Regions from separate parts of the Homo sapiens genome. Here all the other regions are linked to region 1. A link is a contact called in ENCODE Hi-C or POLR2A ChIA-PET data. All regions are on one chromosome and are shown on one strand. The core of a region is the stretch at or near the end of the contact, and the rest is flanking DNA. Distances in the headings are between cores, read along the strand shown. Region 1 holds the start of LINC01182 (long intergenic non-protein coding RNA 1182). Region 2 overlaps C1QTNF7-AS1 (C1QTNF7 antisense RNA 1). Region 3 overlaps CPEB2 (cytoplasmic polyadenylation element binding protein 2). Region 4 overlaps CPEB2-DT (CPEB2 divergent transcript). Region 5 holds the start of LINC00504 (long intergenic non-protein coding RNA 504). Region 6 overlaps LINC00504 (long intergenic non-protein coding RNA 504). Region 7 overlaps LINC00504 (long intergenic non-protein coding RNA 504).

Region 1 (2,994 bases), core at 317-2,816:
ATTCTTGGTCAGTTTTGCATATGAAGTTGGGGAGAAGGCGTGGGCGGCGCAAAGAAAAACAGAGAAACACCTCCCCCTGCTGCCTGGATGGCGAATAGCAGCAAAGATGCAAAAAAAAAAAAAAAAATTCCATGGTCATATAAAAACCCTCAGCCTATTCCGAGGGTTTGCAAAGGATTCACTATGTGCAGGCAGCTGAATTTTATGGAATGCATTTTCCTATCCTAAGTTACCTTCAAAGGTCATAAAAAATGATCTTAGGACATTATTACAATGATGATGCTTTCCACTGGGCATGTTGTTATTTGTTTCTTGAACAGGAAATATATTAGCGTAACTTTTAAATTAAAATGATATAAAAGTTATAATTGAAAAGTCTTGTTTCTGACTGCCTTACGTATACCTAGCTACTTTTATTAGCTTTTCATATAAATATAAGTAAATGTGACTAATGTAGTCTTCTTTTTTTCCTTCTTACACAATAATTAGCTGTTTGACACTCTTCCGGATATTGTTTTTGTCACTTAACAACATAACTTGGTGATCCTCCCAGAGCCGAAAAGCTCTCCCAGATATGTTTCAGGGCAGCGTAACCTTCCTTGTTCTTCCTTCACTGAGCATGTTATATGTGGAAAGAACACATCCCCACTTGGGGAAACCAGATAAATTGTTTAAATTATTGCAAATGTGAATGATTTTAATGTAGAAATAACCTTTTTCATTCCACATTAATCACAAATACTGTTCACAACCCTTCGTAATAAACTTGTCTCCTGCTTATTTTTTTTTTTCTGGTATTCCTTGTGATTAGAATCTCTCGCCTTGGTATCCGCTGTGTTCAAGAGCAGAACAGAGCTTTGAACTTTACAGGCTAGTGCTCAGAATTAAAAGTGCTTAATGCCACCAAGATTTCTATTAAAAAACCCAGGGTAAAGGAAAAAGCCTTTTGCTTCAGCTGAAATGTTCTTGTAAAGGGCAAAATGGAAAATACAAACACCACTGCCGTTTGCTGGTTGGATACCACAGCCATCGGCACCTCCTGGAAATGGCAAGCCCATGAGTTCCTGATGGAAGCCAAGGTTAGTCTTATTGCATTTGAGAGAGTTAGAAAAGTGTCTTTCAGTGTGGACAGAGAGCCAGCAAGATTGTGAAGGTCAAAGAAAAATCCAATTATCCATAGCAAACACTGACCATACAATTAAATTACACCAGTCAGGAAAGCATCTGATCTTCTGCAACGGACTTCTTCCAGCAAATTTACCCTTGAATCAGTCTGGGCCATTCATTGGCAGCCAGCTGATCAGTTTCCTTCTGCTGCCCTGCATCCTGCAACATGTCTGTAGCAGATGTATCACTGCCCACCTACATCCCCTTGGCCCACCCCAGAGGTCACCTGCAGCTGCAGTGGTCAACTCCCAAGCACGCAGACATCTCAGCATCAAGAACCTGCTTCTCTCTGCCCAAGGGCTTTTTCTGGCCATAGAAGTATCCCCTGCACAGTCCAGATATGCAGGCTGGACAGAAGTTCCAGGGAGCTACCATTCCCAAGAGCAAGCCTCAAGCAATGCCTGGGAGATAAACACCCAGCTCCCTTGCTTGCCCCTTGCCTTGCTGGGGCAATGCCAAAGTGTGTGGTGCCCATACTCTCAGAGGGACACCAGTGCGACTGAGCCCCAGGTGGGACCTACTCATTAACATGCTGTTTATTGGCTTTTCTCTCTTCCCTACTGTCTCATCATTTTTCTGGGATTGACTCCTGTGAGAGCCTTGATCCAGTCAAGAGACAGAAACTACACAGTAAGTTCAACAGGACAAGTGTAACACAGAGTCATTAACTACAATGAAGAGTATAGATATAAGGAAACTCTACAAAGCAACCTAGAGCTACGAGGGAGAACTTAGGAAAAGACGAACTTGAGAAGGATTCAGACCTCTTGGGAAACGGTGAGGTTCAGCCCACGAGACAGCAGAGAAGTTAGCTGCTTTGGCTAGGCTGGAGCCGGCCTGGAATTGCTGGGAACCTCCAGGTGCAGCCAGCCTCCGTTGTGCACGCAGGGGGCGCCAATCAGCAACTGATGGTGAGGGATGGAGCCCGGGAGCTGGCGGGGGCTGCAGGAGGCTGCAGAAGGAGCGGAGCGGCTACTCAACGCCTGACCCTGCCAGCTAAGTGCAGCTGCACACAGGCCGAGCAGAAGCTTGCAAAGGGAGGCTGAGTCCCGGACCCAAGTGTAGCAAGCAGGGAAAGGGAGGGTAGGGCACCGGTAAGGGCAGGAGCCCTTCGGAGGCTCACTCTGTGCTGGGGAGCTCTGCTTTCCATGTCAAGAAGCCTGCACAAAAATTATCACCAAGCCGGGGCTGCAAAGTCACAGAAGGACCAGTTCCACCCGCTGTCCTCGTCCACCCACACTACTGAGCCGCGGTCCCCGCACAACCGGCGGAAACCCTCCTCCAGCTGCGGTGTCCTCCGGCGCCCTCTACTGAGGAAGCCTAGCATCGCGCGCACTTAAAGGAGACGGGCTCAAAGGCACGCCTTCGTTAGTCCCAGAGCATAAATTAATAAAGGGTCCATTCAGAGCTGAGAGGCACAAAAAAAAATTTTTTAAAAAGATAAATACACCTCCAAAGTCCCACTTGCACTCAAACCCTTGTCTCAGGATCTGCTTTTGAAAGAACCCAAATCACGACAATGTCAGACAGAGATGTGATTTTTGTTGACAAAAAGAGTCAGACTCTAAAATATTTAAAGAGATTTATTCTGAGCCAAATATGAGTCACTAATGGCCCATGACATAACCTTCAGGAGATCCTGAGAACATGACCCCAAGGTGATTGGGGCGTCACCTAGATGTATACATTTTAGGGAGACGTGAGACTTCAATTAAATACATTTAAGACATACATTGTTTCAGTCCAGAAAAGGGAAAGTGGGGAGGTCTGCTTCCAGTTGTAGGTAGATTTAAAATTTGTCTGATTTGTCAATTGGTTGAAAGAGTT
Region 2 (2,994 bases), core at 309-2,808, 1.8 Mb before region 1:
GGCAGAAGTTTAGAATTATAGAGAGAAGGTGATGTGTGGATGGAAGGAGAGGGAAACAATGAGAGAAGATGCTACACTGATGGTTTTGAAGATGGAGGAAGAAGCCCTGTGCCAGAAAATGTGGGAAGCCTAGAACAGTTCTCCCCGAACGTTTTGGCACCAGGGACTGGTTTCATGGAAGACAATTTTCCCACAGACTGGTGGGGGTGGGGGTGGGAGATGGTTTAGGATGATTCAAAAGTGCATTACATTTATTGTGCACTTTGTTTCTATTATTATTATACTGTAATGTATAGTGAAATAATTATACAACTCATGATAAGGTAGAATCAGTGGGAGCCCTGAACTTATTTTCCTGCTACTAGACCATCCCCTCTGGGGTGATCAGAGCCAGGACAGATCATCGGGCATTAGATGCTCATAAGGAGTGTGCAACCTAGATCCCTCTCATACACAGTTCACAATGGGGTTTGCGCTCCTGTGAGAATATAATGTTGTTGCTGATCTGACAGGTGGTGAAGCTCAGGTGGTAATGTGAGTGATGGGGAGCAGCTGTAAATACAGATGAAGCTTCACTGACTCGCCTGCCACTCACCTCCTGCTGTGCTACCCCATTCCTAATGGGCCTTGCACCAGTACCGGTGCGTGGTTCAGGGACTGGGGACTCCTGCTCTAGAAGATAGAAAAGGCAAGGAAACAGCTTTTCCCCCAGAGCATCCAAGAGGAATGTAGCCCTGGAAGCCCACCTGAGACTTCTGACTTTCAGAACCATAAGATGGTAACTGCTCCACCAGGTTTGTGATAATTTGTTATAGCCGTTATAGAAAATTACTATACCAGGGGAAGCCAGGAGACCCTGCCAGGGCTGTAGGCAACAAAAAGAATAGGGGTGTCCGGGTTGGTTTAGACAGTGATTTCTGAAGCCAGCATACCTGGGTTTGAAGCCCAGCTCCACCTCCTACTAACCACTTTCACATTGGGTGGGCAGAGCACATTGAGACCATGGGCTGTCAGACTCCATAGCTCACTGTCTCCTCTAGGAATGCAGGCTGACTAGGCTGCCAGAGACCCTCCTGGTGATTCTGCACAATGGTGTGTTTTAAAGAGATCCAACAGCATCTCTCTAGGTTCATAGTTTCTGATCATGGCTGTGCATGTGCACAGTGGTTTTTTTTTAATATTTCATAATGAAAAGCATGAATAGTGAAAATAAGTCTTCCTTGCACATTCATCTTTCATCTCGTTTGTCTTTCCTGTGAAAATCATTGTCATCTTCAGAAAATGATGTTCTCTTTATGCCTCAGTGTGCCTTCCAGAAAATGGGAAAAAGTTAGTATATGTTTAGGATATTTAAGAACACTGGCACATTGTAAGTGCTCAATAAATGTAAATGGTTATTAATATAATAAGTTCTTATTGGAATGAATTTGCTGACTCCTTGCAATAATGGAAGTTAGTATGCACGTACATTTCCACAGTGAGAGTCTCTTTCAGTAGGGGGCCAGTGGCAGTTTCTTTTCCTTCCTGTTCGCGTGTGAAACAGGAAATGCAATTTGGATGACAGGCACTGCTGCTTTTCAAAACTCTGTTTTGTTTCTGGGTTGTAACTCGAAATTGATGTTGATATTGTAGCAGCCAAATAAAGTGGTGCCCTTTGACCTTGTTGCAATTCTGTATGTCTCTGGTAGATTACAGGCTGCCTTCGTGCTGCTTTGCAAAAGATTTGTTCCCCTAATAGTTCTGAAAACCAGAGAGAAAGCATATTCACGTGAAATCCTGGTGATTTTTCTAAGTTCACCTAGTTAGTTTAATACCATAATCTAATGTAATTTCATATCTCTAAAACTGAAGGCTAGCCAATTGTGTGAATCTAGCCTAAGAAATAATTATGAATTCAATAAAAATGTTCACATACAAAGATGTTTATTGCAGCACTGTGAAAACCAGAAAAAATTGGAATAAACCAAAATGTCATGTAATAGTAGAGTTGTTAAATATATTGTGGGTTAGTCACTTAGTGGAATATTATGCAGTTAGTTGAAAAGGTAGTTATAATGCCTTTTCCATCATAAGGAAAATATTCACAATATACTGTTAAGAGAAACATTGAGAGTCAAAATTGTGTTCAATATGATTATAATGCTTGTAATGATAAAGCTCACACGTTAACAGCCTGGCAGAAAATATACCAAAATGCTGGTATCCATTGTGAAAGTGGTGGAATTATGAACTGTTTTTTTCCTACTTTCTATTTCCCATATATTTAGTAACATAATTATTTACATCTCTAAGAAAAAAAATTAAATGCAAACATAAAGCAATAAGCCAAAGCTCCAAAATAGTGTGGAAGATGTCTAAGAAAATTATGACTGCACACATTTATAATTCTAAATTAAAATGCCTCAGGAGTTCTAGTTTCCTGGATTAGTGCTAACGGCAGGAAGGCTGGGGTGAGAAATTTTGGCCATTAGCACTTCATGGGGTATGTAGAAACTGTTTTAGCACATACACTTTCTGGCTTTAAGTCAACTGACTTGGTTTTATGAGACAAAGAAGAGTTTTGCTTTCCCAGATAATTCAATTGTGATCATTTCAATAACCTTCATTCCAGCACAAGGACAATGGAGAAAAAAAGAGTCATCATATTTATGATTTACTGAAGGTTCCCTATGTGCCAAACTGTGTGTGGAATGCTTTATATGTATTGTCCTATTTCAGCCTAACAACTCTGGTAAGTGGGTCCTATTATACAGATTTCATAGATGAGATGCTCACTAAAGTGAGCACACCAAGCCCAGGGTGTCTCATTGGGTGGGCAGAGCACGTTCAGACCCTGGGCCGTCGGACTCCACAATTCACTGTCTCCTCCAGGAGCTCAGCCTGACTAGACTGCCCGAGACCCTCCTGGTGATTCTGCACAATGCTCTGTTTTTAAGAGATCCAACAGCATCTCACTAGATTCATAGGTTCTGACCATGGCTATGCATGTACACA
Region 3 (2,994 bases), core at 292-2,791, 1.4 Mb before region 1:
CTATAGAATGAAGAAACGAAAAATCAACAAAGGAAAAAGAATGTCAATTCTACTTACTCCTTTTTGAAATAAATGGAAACATTTCATTTAAAACTGAATGCATATATATATTAGATACATAGATATGTATCTAATATATGTGATTTTCTTCTATACTCTTTTTTGTTATTGGCAATTTTAAAACTTTCAACTTCAGGAAAACACCAGTGGCTGAAGAAAAAGTAAACTCAGTTTTGAGAAATGCACCCCTTTTTCTCTGTCAGGGGAAATAAGGAAGAGTCCTGTAAGAGCAGATGACATTCCTGCTTTGGCATGTATATTATTGGTATTTGTTTTATTTTGTACTTTATTTTAATAAATGCCATTAAACTTTCACAGCTTTTTAAAGATCTCTTTACCATTGCTCTCTTATACCAGAGTTTCTCCAGGTGTGTTCTACACCCCACACGAACTACACCACTTCTAGGGTGGGCCCTGAAAACCACATGGTTGACACAGTCTCAGTGTCTGAGAACCTCTGTCTGGCTCGACAGTTCTTAAATTCTAAATATAAGTTCTCACAATGGAGACTTTTAGAAATTTATACAAGTTATTTTGTGACTTGGTATTGTAATCTTATATTAAGGTCAGCTGAAGAGAAAGAGAGGGAAAAGTGGAAGAAAATAAGCAATTTGGTACTACCATAATCAGTCAGCACCTTACAGGAATAACTCCTTATTTTCTCAGGGCTTATATGCCCTAAAATAAACAGAGCTTCTTACTTCAGGAGTCTTAAAAAATAGGAGTTTAGCAATCAGGTAATAAAAATGACACTAGATATACAAAAACTTAGTAAATAAGTTTTAAAGGCATCCACTTCTAGACATTTCTTGGTGTAAAATCATATTCTAAATTCTTTTTCCTTAATTCCCTTTAACTGCTCATGAAACACTGGTAAAGGCATTACGACTTACTGACACAGATCTTCCCCCAAACCGTTACATAAACTACATTTCTTCCTAGAGTTTTCAAATCAACTTTTATGAGCTACAATTAAGTAATTCTGTTTGTCCCTATACTTTGGGAAATGATACAAGCAATTTCTGGCAAAAATACTCACACAGTAAGCCTTTTTACAAATTGTTGGGGGCAGGGAAGGAAAAGAGCTTAACAATAATCACTGTCTTGTTCTTTTGTTAAAGGGGGAATATATATACACATATATTAAAAAATCACAAATTATTTAAAATAGGTATGCAAATCTAAAACTGAAAAACTACAAAACAGTACTTGGCAAAGCATGATTTACTTTAACCATTTAAAGAATCCATGATCTTCCTTTGAAAAGCAAATTATTTGCCAAGAATCAAGATAGTCACCAGAAAATAGGATGTTAATGGAGAGAAACTACCACACAATAAATAAAGCAGACGGGTCAGTGCCATTCATACTAAAGAAAGCATTTAACAGTGTGTCACTGTTCACGATCCATAGCAAAAGATAGCACACTCTCGACAGTGTTAACTGTGCCCTGTTACACCCAGTCGGCATCAGGCAGCCCTAAACAAGCTATGCCAGGGCTAGCCTCCTTTCAGTTCCTCAAATGTAACAATCTCTTCCATGCTTTTGCACATGCTGGTTCCTTTGTCTAATTGACACTTTCTCCCAATTTTTCCATCATTGTGCTGCTCATGCTTCAGGTCTCAGCTTCCTTTACTCCACATCTAAATTAGGTACTTCCATTTATAATCTCTCTAAACACCTCATAATCTTCCTCCACAGTATTTCTAACACACAGTAGATATACGTATATTGTATTTGTATAAGGAATCTCTCTTTCCCCAGTAGGCTATACAATGAGGGCAGACACTATGTCTGTCTCCGACAACGTGCAGTGTCTAGGAAACTTGTGCAAAAACAGACACACTTAATTGAGTAAAGTACATTCTGCATTCCATCTTGGGTTGCCATCATTTCACATCTGTACAACTTCAACAAGACTAGACCCTTCCTACCTGCTATGCCAGACCATGAAAATATTAACATTAAACAATGGAGGTTCCCTACTGTCCTGAAAAAACACTGGGGAGTAGGAAAAGGCAAATAAGCTGCAGTGAAGTGTTTTGGGCATAAACAAGGATAAGAGGGAAGGTGCTTCTGTTAGCACAATCACCAGTCCTCAGTTAGGTCAGGAACCTGCCACTTAGCATTCTAGAGATCTATCTGCTTGACTGCTTTCTTCCAATTGACAGTCTCACCTTGACTAATTTTTCTTTTCCTTTAACTGTGGGTCGAATTGAATACAAATTTACCACTCTGCCTTTTACCTCTGTGGTAGCCAGCCTCTAGTATTCACATCTCTTGAATAGCAGACTTGGCCTAAATTGAGCAGAGCTGATCTATGCAGTTAACAGAATGTTGTGGAAATGATGGTATGAGACTTCTAAGGCTAGGACATAGAAGACATTGGGGCATTTGTTTTGAGCTTTTATCACTCACTTTGGGGGATATAAGCAACCATGTTGTAAGAAAAATTTTACAGCCCTGTAGAGAGGTCCATGAGGCAACAAACCAAGTTCTTCTGCCAACATCCAGCCATGTGAGTGTACCATCTTAGAAAAAGATCCTCCAGTTCCAGTTAAGCCTTCAAATGACTGCAGCCTCAGCCAGTATGTTGACTGCTACTTCATGAGATATCCTTAGCCAGAAGTAACCAGCTAAACTGCTCCCAAATTTAAACCCACAGAAATTGTTTGAGATAATGTATACTGTTTTTTTGATCTGCTAAATTTTGGGATAATTATAGAGAGATAACTAATATCTCTCCTCACTCAAGTTCATTTTCCTAGATATTTTCAGCATTAATATAAAGAGAAATAATTCATTTTAAAAGTTTACCCTCCAACTCCCTTCTCCTTTTTCATCAGATCCCATAACAAAAACAAAACAAATGGCTGGTTTGTAAAACAGCATTTAAAAAGGATAAAATAATATTCATTTTGTTTTCTAGGGGAA
Region 4 (2,994 bases), core at 203-2,702, 1.3 Mb before region 1:
TAGAAAATGGAAGGAAAAATTCAGCAAGGCTGTTTGTGATGTGGCTGCAGAATTCCCTGATGGCTGAGAGTCCCAGAAAGCTGTGTGTCCAGCATACAATATCCTTTGTTTAAGCATCTGCATTCTTCCCCCAAGCAGGCTGTCAGGGAGGCAGTCACACCCCATCTCTCACTCCGTTCAGGCAGGAATCGAAGCACAATTTGGCCTCTTTGTCATTTTCAAAAATCAAACCTGCCTAGGGACCAAGTTCCAGCAGCAGCTGTTTTTGCTTTATGCTTTATTTAAAGACATTTAATTTTGAATCCTGTATGTTTTCAATGATATTTTTAATTTTTGGTAGAGCAGACTGTGTACATGTATAAAATATCCTTGATTTATATAGAGGAGTTCTTTCATTAGCTGACTTTTTTTTTTTAGGATAAAGGCAGATTAATGATCCTAATTAATAACTAAGTGATTATAGCTTTTTATTGTTTTAATTATTTCTTAAAAATAATAGTAATTAAATATCAAATATATTAAATTATTACTTTATGGACAGCTTTGTGTCAGATAGTTTACATACATTTTCTCATCAGGCTTTATCAGAATCTTACAAAGTGGACGGAGAAACTAATGTCCATTTTATGAATAGAGTCTCAGGAAGGGTAAGTGGCTTGTTCAAGTTCTCGTGTCCAATGAGTAGGGAAGCTGAGATTTTTAACCCAGGTATGTCTGATGCCACATAACATACATAATGTGATATTACATGTATACTGTACATGTATATTTATGTGTGTGTGCATACCTATATATTATATTATTTATATGTGATACCCAAACTTCCAAATCACATTTTCTCCTCATCTCTTTCATTTTCTTTTTTCTCTCACTTTTTCTATCTCTTGGCCTCTTCGCTCCTTCTGATGGTTGACTAACCGTGCTGTCATTCATGGGCTGTGATCTGAGAGGACAAAGTGTTAAAGCATTTCCCATCTTATGTGGACTTCCCAGCTCACCTATGCCCAAAGTGGATTGAGCCCCTGATCCTGAGGCCAGAGGACCTGGGATCATATGTCATTTCTTTTTTGTTCTAGCCTCATATATTTGGGCAAGTCTTGCAGCTTCTCTGAGCCTCAGCTTCCTTATCTCATGTGTTGGCTGAGGCTCACAAGAGCTGGTGTCCTGTGTGCCTGCCAAAGTTATCATGAGGATTCAATGTGAGGATAGATGTGAAAGCAGTTTATGAGCTGTAAAGTGCAATGGTCACTCTATTGTGTTCTCTGGGCTGCACGTCCTCTGTGATGAGAGTTTATCTGGGAGGCAGGAAAGTGAGGAAAAAAGGAATCCCTGCAAAGCCAGCCCCACAGATGAGTAGGAATTAGAAAGGTCATGTGGGATCCAGCAAAGCATCCAGGAGGCAGGATTAGTCATCATCCCGAGGCAGAGGCACTTGTTTGTTTCTACTCCAGGAATTTGTCATCGTCACAATTCCACCACTCCCTGCCTCTGCTTATTCTGAACCTGCCATTACTGACCAGCTTATTTCTATTCCTATCTCTCAGCCTTGTGGCTTTTGCTGCCTCATGCCGTTGTCTGTGTCCTGTCTTTTGCACCCAGCCTCCTCTCTGAGTTAGTTCTGCCTTTGTTTGTGTTAAGGACCGCTGGCTCATTCTGTAGGTCTCACACTTCTACTGCCTGGGGAGAAGGTTCAGTTTGCTATCATCAGTGTTGTGCTGGTAATGTTTAATAACTGGTTCTCTGTGGGAGGTTGGGTGGGGGTAGGGGAAACCCTGACACCTGTGTGTTGCCAATTTCCTTGGCACAAATACTCCTACGAGAGATGGTTTCAAGCTGTCAACATAACGTCACCTGGCTCCTCAAATCCTGAAAATGGAACAGTTGGGGCCCATAAGCTAGCATAAGCCAGCTCCAGCATATCACTGTCACCCCTGTCTGCTGCCTCATAGCTGCTGGTCAGTCTAGGGATTGGCTGGTCTTGAACTGGGGTCGTATCCTGGTCCATTTAGCTGTGGTCAAGGTATCAGGATTACACATTTAACTTCTCTCTGAAAGTCCTGTGGACAGAGGAACTTTCCAGTTTATTTGTTTGACTCTCATTTTACAGACGTCTCTGTGACTTCAATAAAATAAGGGGAGAGATAGAAAAGGAGGGTAAGTAAATATAAATTAGAAAATGATTAATGCCACAATAAAGGTGTAAAAGATGTAAAATGAGGGTTCAGAGACAGGAAATGTCACTTGGTGGCAAACAAGGAAGACTTTATGGAGCGGATAACATTTTAACAGAGACTTCAAGAATGATAGGGTTTGGAGAGGTAGAAATAGAGGAGAAGGTGTTCAAGATACAAAGAAAAAGGTTTGAACAGAAGTGTGCAGTGAGGAGGCATGGAATAGGTATGGAGTTTGTGAAGAGGAAAGAGTGATCCTATTAGGAAGAAAAGTTGGACCAGGCATAGTGGCCCATGCCTGTAATCCTAGCATTTTGGGAGGTCACGGTGGGCAGATAGCTTGAGTTCAGGAGTTCAAGACCACCCTAGGCAACATGGTGAAACACCATCTCTACAAAAAATATTATTAAAAATATCTATATTATAAATTATATTGTATTAGGTTGGTACAAAAGTGTGCTTTTTGCAATTATTAATACTTTTAATGGCAAAAACTCACTTACTTTTGCACCAAACTAATACAAAAATTAACCAGGCATGGTGGTACACACCTGTGGCTACTTGGGAGGCTGAGGTAGGAGGATCACCTGAACCCAGGAAGTCGAGGCTGCAGTGAACCATGATCATGCCACTGCACTCCAGCCTGGGCAGTAGAGTGAGACCCTGAGACCCTGTCTCCAAAAACAAAAGTAAAAACAAACAAAAAAATAAAAAAGAAGAGAAAAGTAGAGGACTTTTAGGTGTGTCAAATAAGCCTGAAATATCTTATACTGCTTTTCTGAGGTACTGTTTGCAAATAAAAGTGAAATACAAAATACAAATT
Region 5 (2,994 bases), core at 345-2,844, 1.2 Mb before region 1:
TGGTTTAATGGGGAAGACACCCCCATGTATTAATTCAGTGATACATCAGATATTATTAGGGGAATGGAAAGATATGTCGTACAGTGCATCTTGTTGAGCTCAATAATAGATGTATGAAGTAAGTGCTGAGGACACCTGGAGAAAGAGGTGATTGAGTCAATATGGAGAGGAGATGCCTGCCAGGTGGAGAGGTGAATGAGGCCATTCCCAGTTAAAATCAGGGAATAAACTGAATTTCTCATCATTCAACAAACAGCTCATGCCCATTCATGGCCTGCATTTCTGATTTGGAGACCAGGGAAGGCTTCATGTCTAGGTAGAGCTGCTTCTGGAATGACGAAGTAATATTTGGATATTTAGAGAAGAGACTAGGGAGGACGATCATAGAAAGGGAAGATACGATCAGATTATGAAAGGCCTTCATGCTAAAACACTGAGATCACAAAAACTCATAAAGGGGAATGACAAACCCAAAATTATGCATAAATGTGGCTGTGCACATGCTGGAAATAAAACACACAAGTGGCTTTTTTCCCACTTTTCACTTAGTGTTCTCAACCCAGAATTTTGTGTGCATTGATCAGGAAATTGCTCTTTTTTCCTAATAGGTAAGTATTTGAGCAACAAGGCAGCATGTAGTTTCAACATCAAGCTCACTGCTGACTCATTTTTCTCTCAGCACCTAAGCTTTTCATTGTCAGTAACATTAATTATACCTATCATTCACTCTAACATGACCTTTATTTTTTTCCTCTTTATAACATTCTCTCCACATGGGCTCATGTTTGGGAGGCTGGAGACTGGTGATGTCAGCCCTGAGTTTTCATCATGTGGCAATCAGAGCTCTAGAAGCACAGGTCAGACTTTCAGGCTCTTCTGTTGCTCTGCCTCCAGCATTACGTGCCTGAACTGAATTGGCAAGCCATTCTCTGCTACCAGGATGCAGAAAATCAGGTTCCTAATTTGCCAAACAATTCTTCATTTCAAAAGGTTAGGGCAAGATTTGCAGAAGAGAGTTGGAAGGAACAACCATTTATTAAGATATCAGTGAATGAATGTGGACAGTGTGCTCCAAAGACCCGTATTTGAATCCCAAATCTGCCACTTATTTTCTGGGTAACTTTAAGCAAATTGCTTCCCTGCTCTGAGGCTCTGTTTCTCCCTCCTCTAGAGAATGAGGATGGTATTATTTATCCTGCAGGCTTGCTGTGTGGCTTGAATGAAGTTCTCACTGCAAAGCATGTGATCCAGACTTGGGCACAAGGTTGACTCCTACTGTCAAAGGCTCAGCAGAAATGACAGCTATGGTGAGCTTTCACCTCCTGCAGGCTTTAGGAAACCAGTGTGTAATGGGAAAATAGAGTAAAAACGACTGATATGGTTTGGCTGTGTCTCATCCAAATCTCAACTTGAATTGTATCTCTCAGAATTCCCACATATTGTGGGAGGAACCCATGGGGAGGTAATTGAATCATGGGGGCCGGTCTTTCCTGTGCTGGTCTTTCCTGTGCTGTTCTCGTGATAGTGAGTAAGTCTCACAAGGTCTGATGGGTTTATCAAGGGTTTCTGCTTTTGCTTCTTCCTCATTTGTCTCTTGCCTCTGCCATGTTAGAAGTGCCTTTCGCCTCCCACCATGACTCTGAGGCCTACACAGCCACGTCGAACTGCAAGTCCACTTAAACCTCTTTTCGTTCCCAGTTTCAGGTATGTGTTTATCAGCAGCATGAAAATGGACTAATACAACTACCCTTGAAAATCCCTTAAGCCAAATGATTGCATATATGGTTTTATGCCCATGAAAATAAGGTCGCTTCTGGTTAGCGGCCAAAGTGAACAAAAACCAAGTAAACAAGACATATATTTTAGAATTAAGATCATATTGATCATAGAACTTATTCACCATGTTAGATATGCAGGGGAGTAAGAAAGTCCAGGGCCGACCTCATGGTTGTGCATTCTGTGCCATTGTAAAGGGCCTCACACTCAGAAGAACCCTGTGCTTGGCCCAATGCTCTGCTATCACTGTCTTGAAATTCTTAATTTTTGAATAGGGAGTCTCTCAATTTTACTTTCCTCTGGTCCCTACAAATTATATAGTCAGCCCTTGTCATATATTTAAATTATTATTTCTCACTTACCCTCATTCCCATCCCAATTTGGTATAGTTGAATTCACATAAAGGCTTATATGATATGTTGTATAGCTAACTGGCTGTGGTACACAGTATCTTAATGTATTTTCAAGCATACCCTCGGAGATTGGTATAATTGGCCCCATTGGAAGGATGTGTAATTTACTCAAGGTCATATGATTAGTAAGGCAATTGGTATGCCTGTCTACTCTTTCTATTATGCCACAATGAATGAGAAAAAAAAACAGAAGGAAATTTCAGTGCAAAAGTAAGAGTTATAGGAGTACATTTGAACTAAACCGATGAAGAGGGGCATGCTGGAACCAGCAACACATTATGTATTTATGTAAAATTCCTTCAGATGTGTGCTTGCTTCCTGGCATGAAATCTGCAGCATTTTGCTCGTCATTGTATTCCCAGCCCCTGGCATAATGGTTAGCATGTAGAGGACGCTCAATAAATACTTGTCGAATGAAGGATATTCCTGCCAGATTCTTCTTCATTCTGCATTAATAATTTGGCCTTCCTTCTTGCATATTCATATGTTTGCTCCTTTTATTTGAATCCCCGTCTGTTTGATAGAAGAATGTTCTTTAGCAAGCGTGACGATTAATGATATCAGGCAAAAAGCCCCAAGATCTTAACTGATGAACAAACACAAACTTTGTTAATGATGCTTTTTGTAGAAGACATTGCTGGTTTATTATGTATTTCAAGCTAAAGGAGAATTCTAGCTACCATTTGAATTCTCTGCTACCTGGAGTGCCTTGGAAAAGGCCTTGGGAGAAAGAACTCCTCTTGCAAGTTGCAATTTTAAATTAGGAGTAATCTCCCTGCCACACCTAGGAATGAATTAGCACACT
Region 6 (2,994 bases), core at 303-2,802, 1.2 Mb before region 1:
CATTAGGGTTTGTTCATATTTTGGCTTTTTTTATCAATAGTTTCTGGGGATCAGGAGGTGTTTGGTTGCATGGGTAAGTTATTTAGGTGTGATTTCTGAGATTTTGGTGCACCCATCACCCAAGCAATGTACGCTGCAACCAATATGCAGTCTTTCGTTCCTCAACCCCTCCTAAGCTTCCCCGCAAGTCCCCAGAATCCATTATATTATTCTTGTGCCTTTGTATCCTCATAGCTTAGGGAGCTATAGTTTTCAATTATTATATAATTTTATCTTCTGTAAGATACAAGATTTACCCAAGGAATCCCTACTTCAATTAAGAACTCTGGTGCCCGAAGGAGAGGCTTATCCTATCTCTCTCCACCTCACTTCCGGTTTGTTAGAATCTGGATTTGAGTGCTGCTTCCTGTGCCAAGCCGACTTGATTTGTACAACCCAAAGGTCAGGGCAGCAAAGCCAGGGGAGCTGTTTCTTCCTAACTTCAAGAACTCATGGGAATAGGTACATTAAAAACAGAGTTATTCCCAGTTCTCTTTGTTGCTTAAACAGATTGGCTTTTCACTAGTATGTTCTGTGCTAATAGTTGTAAGATATCACAGGTAACAAAATCATAATTAAAATGATGTGTGTGAAGATAATGTTGGTGAAAAAATGCACATAAAGCTATACAGTGCGAGAATGACCAAAATCAAAGGCATTTTTTTCCCCTTTTGCCAGGGAGACATGTATAAATTCAACTACACTCAAGTAAACATGCTTATAGAAAGCCTAACGCCCAAGATAGGCACACTTCCTTAAAAAGGAGCAGGTTAAGGGGACATGGTACCTATTTAATCCCTATATTGTGCCAGGCAGTTAGACTCTTTCACTGGGCTATCTCCTTTAATCCTCCCAACAACCCTGAAATGAATGTATTGTTTTAAAGTAGGGATGGAATTATTTGAGATGATGCAAATAAGATACCAAGTCGAGTGCCCAGAACATAGTAATTGTTCAAGAATATGTTGCTTAATGTCCACAGAGATTCAACGACTTGCGTATGATCACACGTCTAAGGAGAGGCAGAACAGGGATCCCATGCAGACAGATTTGGGCCCAAGATCACTCATACACTCGTGGTGCTACCAAGTCACATTTTTTTTGCAGGAAAGACAAAAGACAACCTTGATTTATTATTATTATTTTATAAATGACCTGGAATTCACATTCCCCAGGGCCAGTCTTGTCTCTGGCCTTTTTTGTTAGTTTTTCCCTTATTCTCTAGTTATCCATTCTAATTAATAAGAGACTACCATATAGTCCCCTTTTTCGCCCCTTGCCCAGCTCAAAGTCTGAAAGGAAACATGAGAACTCAGAAGACACTGGAAGACGTCACTATTACGGGCCTTTCCCAAGCCCCATACTAGTGAGTCCTTCTCTCCGTTGTGACTCACACCCCATCACCCTCCCTCCTCCCAGGACAAACAGCGTTATGACTCACTGTGGCTTCTGACAGCCTTAAAAGAACCATGAACTTGAGCCCAACCCTTGAAGGTCAAGGAGTACTATCATTCTTTAAGCCACACCACTGTGCACATGCTTTTTCCTTTAGCCAAGGGGAACTCCATGCCTCTGTGGGTTTTTCCCTTTAGACTAATATCTTTCTTCTTGGTTCCACCCTGAGAGGATTGTCAGTCAAGGGGGGTGTTTTTGGGTTTGAGATCAGCTTACAAAAGCTCCAGGGCAGAGACCTTAGTTGAATTCTGGGGATTTACAAAAGAATCAGAGACTGGGGAAGCCAAGTCTTCTGTCAAGTGAAGCTTATCAGGAATAATTCTAGTAAAAGCAGGGACCCCTCAGTGCTGTGTCATTATGGGCCTCTGGGCCTGTGGCTTCATGGGCAGGAGATAATTAGCAGACAGCTCATCCTGGAGGAAAGCAGAGAATGAGCCTTGGAACTAGTTCCCCTGCCTCCAGTTTGGCTTCTGTCCAGCTTGCCCCATCATCATGTCATGCTTACACTAAAGATCTTTAATGCTTCCCTTTCATCTCTATTTAACAAGGGGAAGAATATTTTTATAGCGTAAATGGAAAGGAAACAAGAAACACCTCTTCTACTATGCCTCCCTGCTTTACCTGACAACTGCTCCTGGTTCTCCAAGGCTCAGCTCTGCTGTTGCCTCTTCTGATTTGCCAAGTGGGGCTAGTTGCCTGCTCTGTGCATCTGCTACACACCTTGAACTCCTTCTAGCCCAGCCCTAACGCACTGTACTTTGGTTTTGCATTTAGTCATCTAGCTTCCCAACCATGCCATGAACTCCTCAACGGACAGGGCCTTGTTAGCACTAGTGGCATAGTAGGCATTCAAAATGATGGGCGCTGTAGCAGGGTGGTTGAGAAACTTATCTGTGTCTCATTTGATGCCATAGAGTTACTGGAAATGAAGGAAAGGCGTTCCTTCCTCTCCTAGCAAAGTTAACAAGTCTGTGTTACTAAGATCTGAATTTTCTTTACTCTTCATGAAAGAAGTTAATAGCCTTTTTGAGTTTCAAGGATGGGGGAAAAAAAAAAAGAAAGAAACAGGCAAGCCTCTCCCCAACTCAGTTCTAATCCCACAACATTTTTCTTTTTTGCTTGAAGGTACAGACCCATTGAGGTATAGTCTAAAGTAGAGAGGGACTTTTTCAAGATTTGAAGACAGTGGAGGCATAATCAGTGAGTTGGTTAGGTCTTCAGGGACTGGGTCAAGGGCATGGTTGTGGGAGTGTTCAGTGAGTTGCTCCAGCTGGAAGATGGGTTCCTAGAAGGAGGTGCCTTCATGGGGGCCTGGGAGGGCTGAGTACTGAGTGTGGTGGCCTCAGAAACCCTGTGGCTGAGCTGATACAGAGGACGGGGGGCTGCTAGCATCGTCACTCATTTTTTGGTGGTCTATGCCAACTGAGTAAGGACTTACATATAGCAGCAGCACTAGGGATGGGAAATGAATGCTGAGGCTGTTGTTTCCTTACTATCCCA
Region 7 (2,994 bases), core at 260-2,759, 1.0 Mb before region 1:
TTGTGTTTTAATTCAAGACTCCCAGCATCACAGTAAGCACTCATGTCCGTATCAGCAGCCTGAGCTGAAATACGCAGGGTATTAGTCTGCTCTCATGCTGCTAATAAAGACATACCTGAAACTGGGTAATTTATAAAGGAAAGAGGTTTAATGGACTCACAGTTCCACATGGCTGGGGGAGGCCTCCCAATCATGGGGGCAGGCAAATGAGGAGCAGAGTCATATCTTACATGGTGGCAGGCAAGAGAGTGTGTGCAGGAGAGGCCCTTTGTAAAACCATCAGATCTCAGGAAACTTATTTACTATCATGAGAACAGCATGGGACAGACCTACCCCCCTGATTCATTTACCTCCCACTGGATCCCTCCATGACACATGGGAATTATAGGAGCTACAAGTCAAGATGAGATTTGGCTGGGGACACAGCCAAACCATATCATGCAGTCATTATTATTACACTTCTCCTCTTTAAGTTTGAGCATGCTGATTCCCTTGATGGAAATATCTTGTCCCTCCTTTTCCCAGCTGGCTCCTCTCACTGCCCTAGTGGGAACAGTTCAGATGCTTCTCTCCCTTAGGAAGTGTCTCCTGATTGTCTCAGAAGGCATGGAATCCTCCCTGGAAGGCCTCTTCAAGCCTTTATCAGAATGCTTTCTCATAATGAACTGTGGTCATTGCCTTCCTCAGCCACCTCCCCACTCCGTGGGAGCCCCTTCAGGGAAGGAGGAACCTATGTCCCCATCTTCAGGGTCTGTCATGTGATAGCTGCTCATTAAACTTTCATATTTCATAGTTTCTTTTATCATTGGAGAATCACTTTGACAAACAGGAAATGTAACCTGACAAAAACCTGAAGAGGTTGACAGGTGACTAATAAATTCCCATTTTATTCATGAGAAAATTGAAAACTCTGAAATGCTGAGTGACTTTCCTAACACCCAGTCCAGGACTGCAGGAGCTAAAAGTAGAGACCAATATTTACTCCAGGAGATAATAGTAGGGCTCAGTATTTACTCCAAGGATCGGTTTTTCGGGTTATTTTTCCCCACTAAACTTGCCAGTTTTTTTTTTGAATTAAACACAGACACATCAGGCCACAGCCAGACATGTTTTGAATTTTGGATCTGATCTTAGTTTAAAAAGAAGGGTTTTGACTCTAGTGAAGGCTGATGGAAAGAGGCCTGTGAAAAATAGAAAGGCTTTTAGTAAGATGTTCTCAAAGAGGTCGGGGATCTCATAAGACAGGGGTTCAAGGTCTGTGGGTGGGATAGCTGAGGTCCATGAAACCCTAGGTTGGGGGCAAAATCTTGTGAGTATTTCTCTGGGGGGAGGATATGAAAGTTTATTCTTCAAAGGGAAGCAGATCCGACTAGTTAAGGTGAGAATATCTAAAGCCTCCTTCTACCCCTGGGCAGAGAGAATGTTTTGCACTTTCTTGAGGATCAAGCTATTGCCTATGGGCCAATTTCCTCCTGCAAGCCCCTCCCAGGGCCAGTGGATGCCAAGGCCTCTAAGGAGGGGTCTGTGCAGCCTGCTGGCATCTTGTGTATCAACACTTTTGCTTTGCAGGCAAGCTAATCTGTCCCTTAAGCTGCTTGGCTGAGATTCTTTGCCAGATCTGATAGGAGAATTTAACCTTTCCTTTTTCTCTTTTGGCCCACACTCAATGGAATCCAAATAAAGAATGAAAGAGACTTGAAAGGGAATTTCCATTACCAAATAATTCAGTTTAAATTTCCGACCTTTCCTCTACCTATTTTTTTTTTCCATTCCCTCCTTTCTTCCTCCTCAACATTTGGAACTCAGAGCTGGCATAAAACCTTGTGGGGACATGTGGAAAGCCAGAGACCAGGAACGTGAGTGGAATTTTCCAAATTAAGGTGGATTATTGGTCTTCATTGCCAAGCAAAGTGGAGAGGCCTGGCTTTTTGGCAATGACTTGGAGCAGGAGTGCTTCAACATCTGGAAGAGGGTTTTGGCTTTCATGTCTGGAGTGACACATATTCTGGCTTCATGGAACACTTTGCATTCTTTGCTACCCATCCTGCACTGTCCTAGCACCGAGTCATTGCTCCTGCTGCTCATAGAACATAACATCAAAAAGTGTTCAGTGAACAGCTATGAGGTCAGATATTGTCCTGAAATCTCAGGGTAACAGTCATAGCTAGAATTCATTGGGAACCTATCTTTGCCCAGTATTGTGCCAGCTTAACAATACTAAGAGGTAGGTCCAACTTATTTTCCCATTTGATAAGAGGATACTGATTGACAGAGAGTAAAATACATCTCCAAGCTCTCATAGACAAGATGTAGAAGAACCAGATTGCAAATATAGACAGTCTGGGTCGAGAACTAGCCAAGAGTAATCAGAGTGGAAAGAAAGCTTAGCACAGAAACACGGAAAGGAATTAACAAATTGTACTTACCACGATGGGGAGGTGAAGGAGTCAGAATAACAAAACTAATTCATGTTTTAAATCTAAGTTTTAAAAACAACATTTGTTTCTTCTTGCCCTGATTATAAAACAATAGCCCATGTTTATGATAATGGCTTTGGAATTACTCCCCCAAAGGTAGCTGATATGGAAGATTTTATAAGACAGTTTTTTTTCAAATTTACTATGAAAAGTGAATTCACATCCTATATAAAGATATATAGAATTTGGATGAAAATATTCAATATTCTTTATAATAATGATAGCTAACATTTATTGAGTGCTTACCAAATGTCAGCTACTGTTCTAAGCTTTTTACCTATGTTAGCTCTTGTCATTCCTTCAATAGTCCTGTGAGATAATTGCTATTATTATCCTTCTTTTACAGGTGAAGTGAAGTGGGTGTGCCTGGGATCACACACAGCTGGTGAGTGGTAGAGCCAAGTTTCAAATCCATGCAGCCTGGCTCCACAGCCCACGCTCACAGTCACTCATCAACACCTTTCCATGCTATGGGTTCAAGAGTCCTTTCTTTAGTGGTTGTTTTTTTCTCCATGCC

Evidence for each region. A loop is a pair of places that touch in the nucleus more often than their neighbours do. ChIA-PET counts read pairs that join two places held with the same protein, here RNA polymerase II (POLR2A). Pooled maps may share reads with other maps.
Region 2: a loop to region 1 is called in a pooled map, with 3 times the contacts of the local background. The contact joins the enhancer-like site here to the promoter of LINC01182 in region 1. A Hi-C loop is called at or near these places in 6 of 50 pooled maps.
Region 3: a map of head of caudate nucleus shows a loop between it and region 1 (4-fold over the local background). The contact joins the enhancer-like site here to the promoter of LINC01182 in region 1. A Hi-C loop is called at or near these places in 1 of 168 maps with a recorded cell type or tissue (head of caudate nucleus) and 1 of 50 pooled maps. POLR2A ChIA-PET finds 5 or more read pairs at or near these places in 2 of 52 experiments (AG04449 and MCF 10A).
Region 4: a pooled map shows a loop between it and region 1 (2.7-fold over the local background). The contact joins the enhancer-like site here to the promoter of LINC01182 in region 1. A Hi-C loop is called at or near these places in 3 of 168 maps with a recorded cell type or tissue (chondrocyte and naive thymus-derived CD4-positive, alpha-beta T cell) and 11 of 50 pooled maps. POLR2A ChIA-PET finds 5 or more read pairs at or near these places in 1 of 52 experiments (activated T-cell).
Region 5: a loop to region 1 is called in a map with no recorded cell type, with 2.5 times the contacts of the local background. The contact joins the promoter of LINC00504 here to the promoter of LINC01182 in region 1. A Hi-C loop is called at or near these places in 2 of 168 maps with a recorded cell type or tissue (PC-9 and mammary epithelial cell), 11 of 37 single-sample maps with no recorded cell type and 6 of 50 pooled maps. POLR2A ChIA-PET finds 5 or more read pairs at or near these places in 1 of 52 experiments (activated CD8-positive, alpha-beta T cell).
Region 6: a map of IMR-90 shows a loop between it and region 1 (2.9-fold over the local background). The contact joins the enhancer-like site here to the promoter of LINC01182 in region 1. A Hi-C loop is called at or near these places in 1 of 168 maps with a recorded cell type or tissue (IMR-90), 1 of 37 single-sample maps with no recorded cell type and 15 of 50 pooled maps. POLR2A ChIA-PET finds 5 or more read pairs at or near these places in 1 of 52 experiments (PC-9).
Region 7: a pooled map shows a loop between it and region 1 (5-fold over the local background). The contact joins the enhancer-like site here to the promoter of LINC01182 in region 1. A Hi-C loop is called at or near these places in 1 of 168 maps with a recorded cell type or tissue (Calu3), 4 of 37 single-sample maps with no recorded cell type and 11 of 50 pooled maps.

Annotation. Positions count from the first base shown.
Region 1 is chr4:13,653,751-13,656,744 of GRCh38, reverse strand. LINC01182 (long intergenic non-protein coding RNA 1182) reads right to left here and starts at 1,566. Exons shown (of 4, transcript NR_121681.1): 1 at 1,394-1,566. RefSeq lists an enhancer at 1,992-2,041.
Region 2 is chr4:15,409,540-15,412,533 of GRCh38, reverse strand. All of the region lies in intron 1 of C1QTNF7-AS1 (C1QTNF7 antisense RNA 1), which reads left to right. It also overlaps a transcript of C1QTNF7 not described here. Among named protein-coding and RNA genes, the nearest start is that of C1QTNF7-AS1, 17 kb to the left of the region's middle. Within about 2 kb of position 1,558, at least 7 of the 41 ENCODE cell types and tissues checked have a DNase peak (open chromatin) inside an H3K27ac peak, as active enhancers do.
Region 3 is chr4:15,019,623-15,022,616 of GRCh38, reverse strand. The region is part of intron 4 of CPEB2 (cytoplasmic polyadenylation element binding protein 2); the gene reads right to left. All of the region lies in intron 2 of C1QTNF7-AS1 (C1QTNF7 antisense RNA 1), which reads left to right. Among named protein-coding and RNA genes, the nearest start is that of CPEB2, 19 kb to the right of the region's middle. Within about 2 kb of position 1,541, at least 2 of the 41 ENCODE cell types and tissues checked have a DNase peak (open chromatin) inside an H3K27ac peak, as active enhancers do.
Region 4 is chr4:14,915,634-14,918,627 of GRCh38, reverse strand. All of the region lies in intron 7 of CPEB2-DT (CPEB2 divergent transcript), which reads left to right. Among named protein-coding and RNA genes, the nearest start is that of LINC00504, 29 kb to the right of the region's middle. Within about 2 kb of position 1,452, at least 7 of the 41 ENCODE cell types and tissues checked have a DNase peak (open chromatin) inside an H3K27ac peak, as active enhancers do.
Region 5 is chr4:14,886,769-14,889,762 of GRCh38, reverse strand. It overlaps LINC00504 (long intergenic non-protein coding RNA 504), which reads left to right and starts at 1,594. Exons shown (of 7, transcript NR_126435.1): 1 at 1,594-1,704.
Region 6 is chr4:14,855,094-14,858,087 of GRCh38, reverse strand. All of the region lies in intron 2 of LINC00504 (long intergenic non-protein coding RNA 504), which reads left to right. Among named protein-coding and RNA genes, the nearest start is that of LINC00504, 32 kb to the left of the region's middle. RefSeq lists enhancers at 1,373-1,752, 948-2,147. Within about 2 kb of position 1,552, at least 10 of the 41 ENCODE cell types and tissues checked have a DNase peak (open chromatin) inside an H3K27ac peak, as active enhancers do; they include IMR-90 and PC-9, where a contact is called at or near this core.
Region 7 is chr4:14,700,611-14,703,604 of GRCh38, reverse strand. LINC00504 (long intergenic non-protein coding RNA 504) reads left to right here. Exons shown (of 7, transcript NR_126435.1): 3 at 2,824-2,862. Among named protein-coding and RNA genes, the nearest start is that of LINC00504, 190 kb to the left of the region's middle. Within about 2 kb of position 1,509, at least 3 of the 41 ENCODE cell types and tissues checked have a DNase peak (open chromatin) inside an H3K27ac peak, as active enhancers do.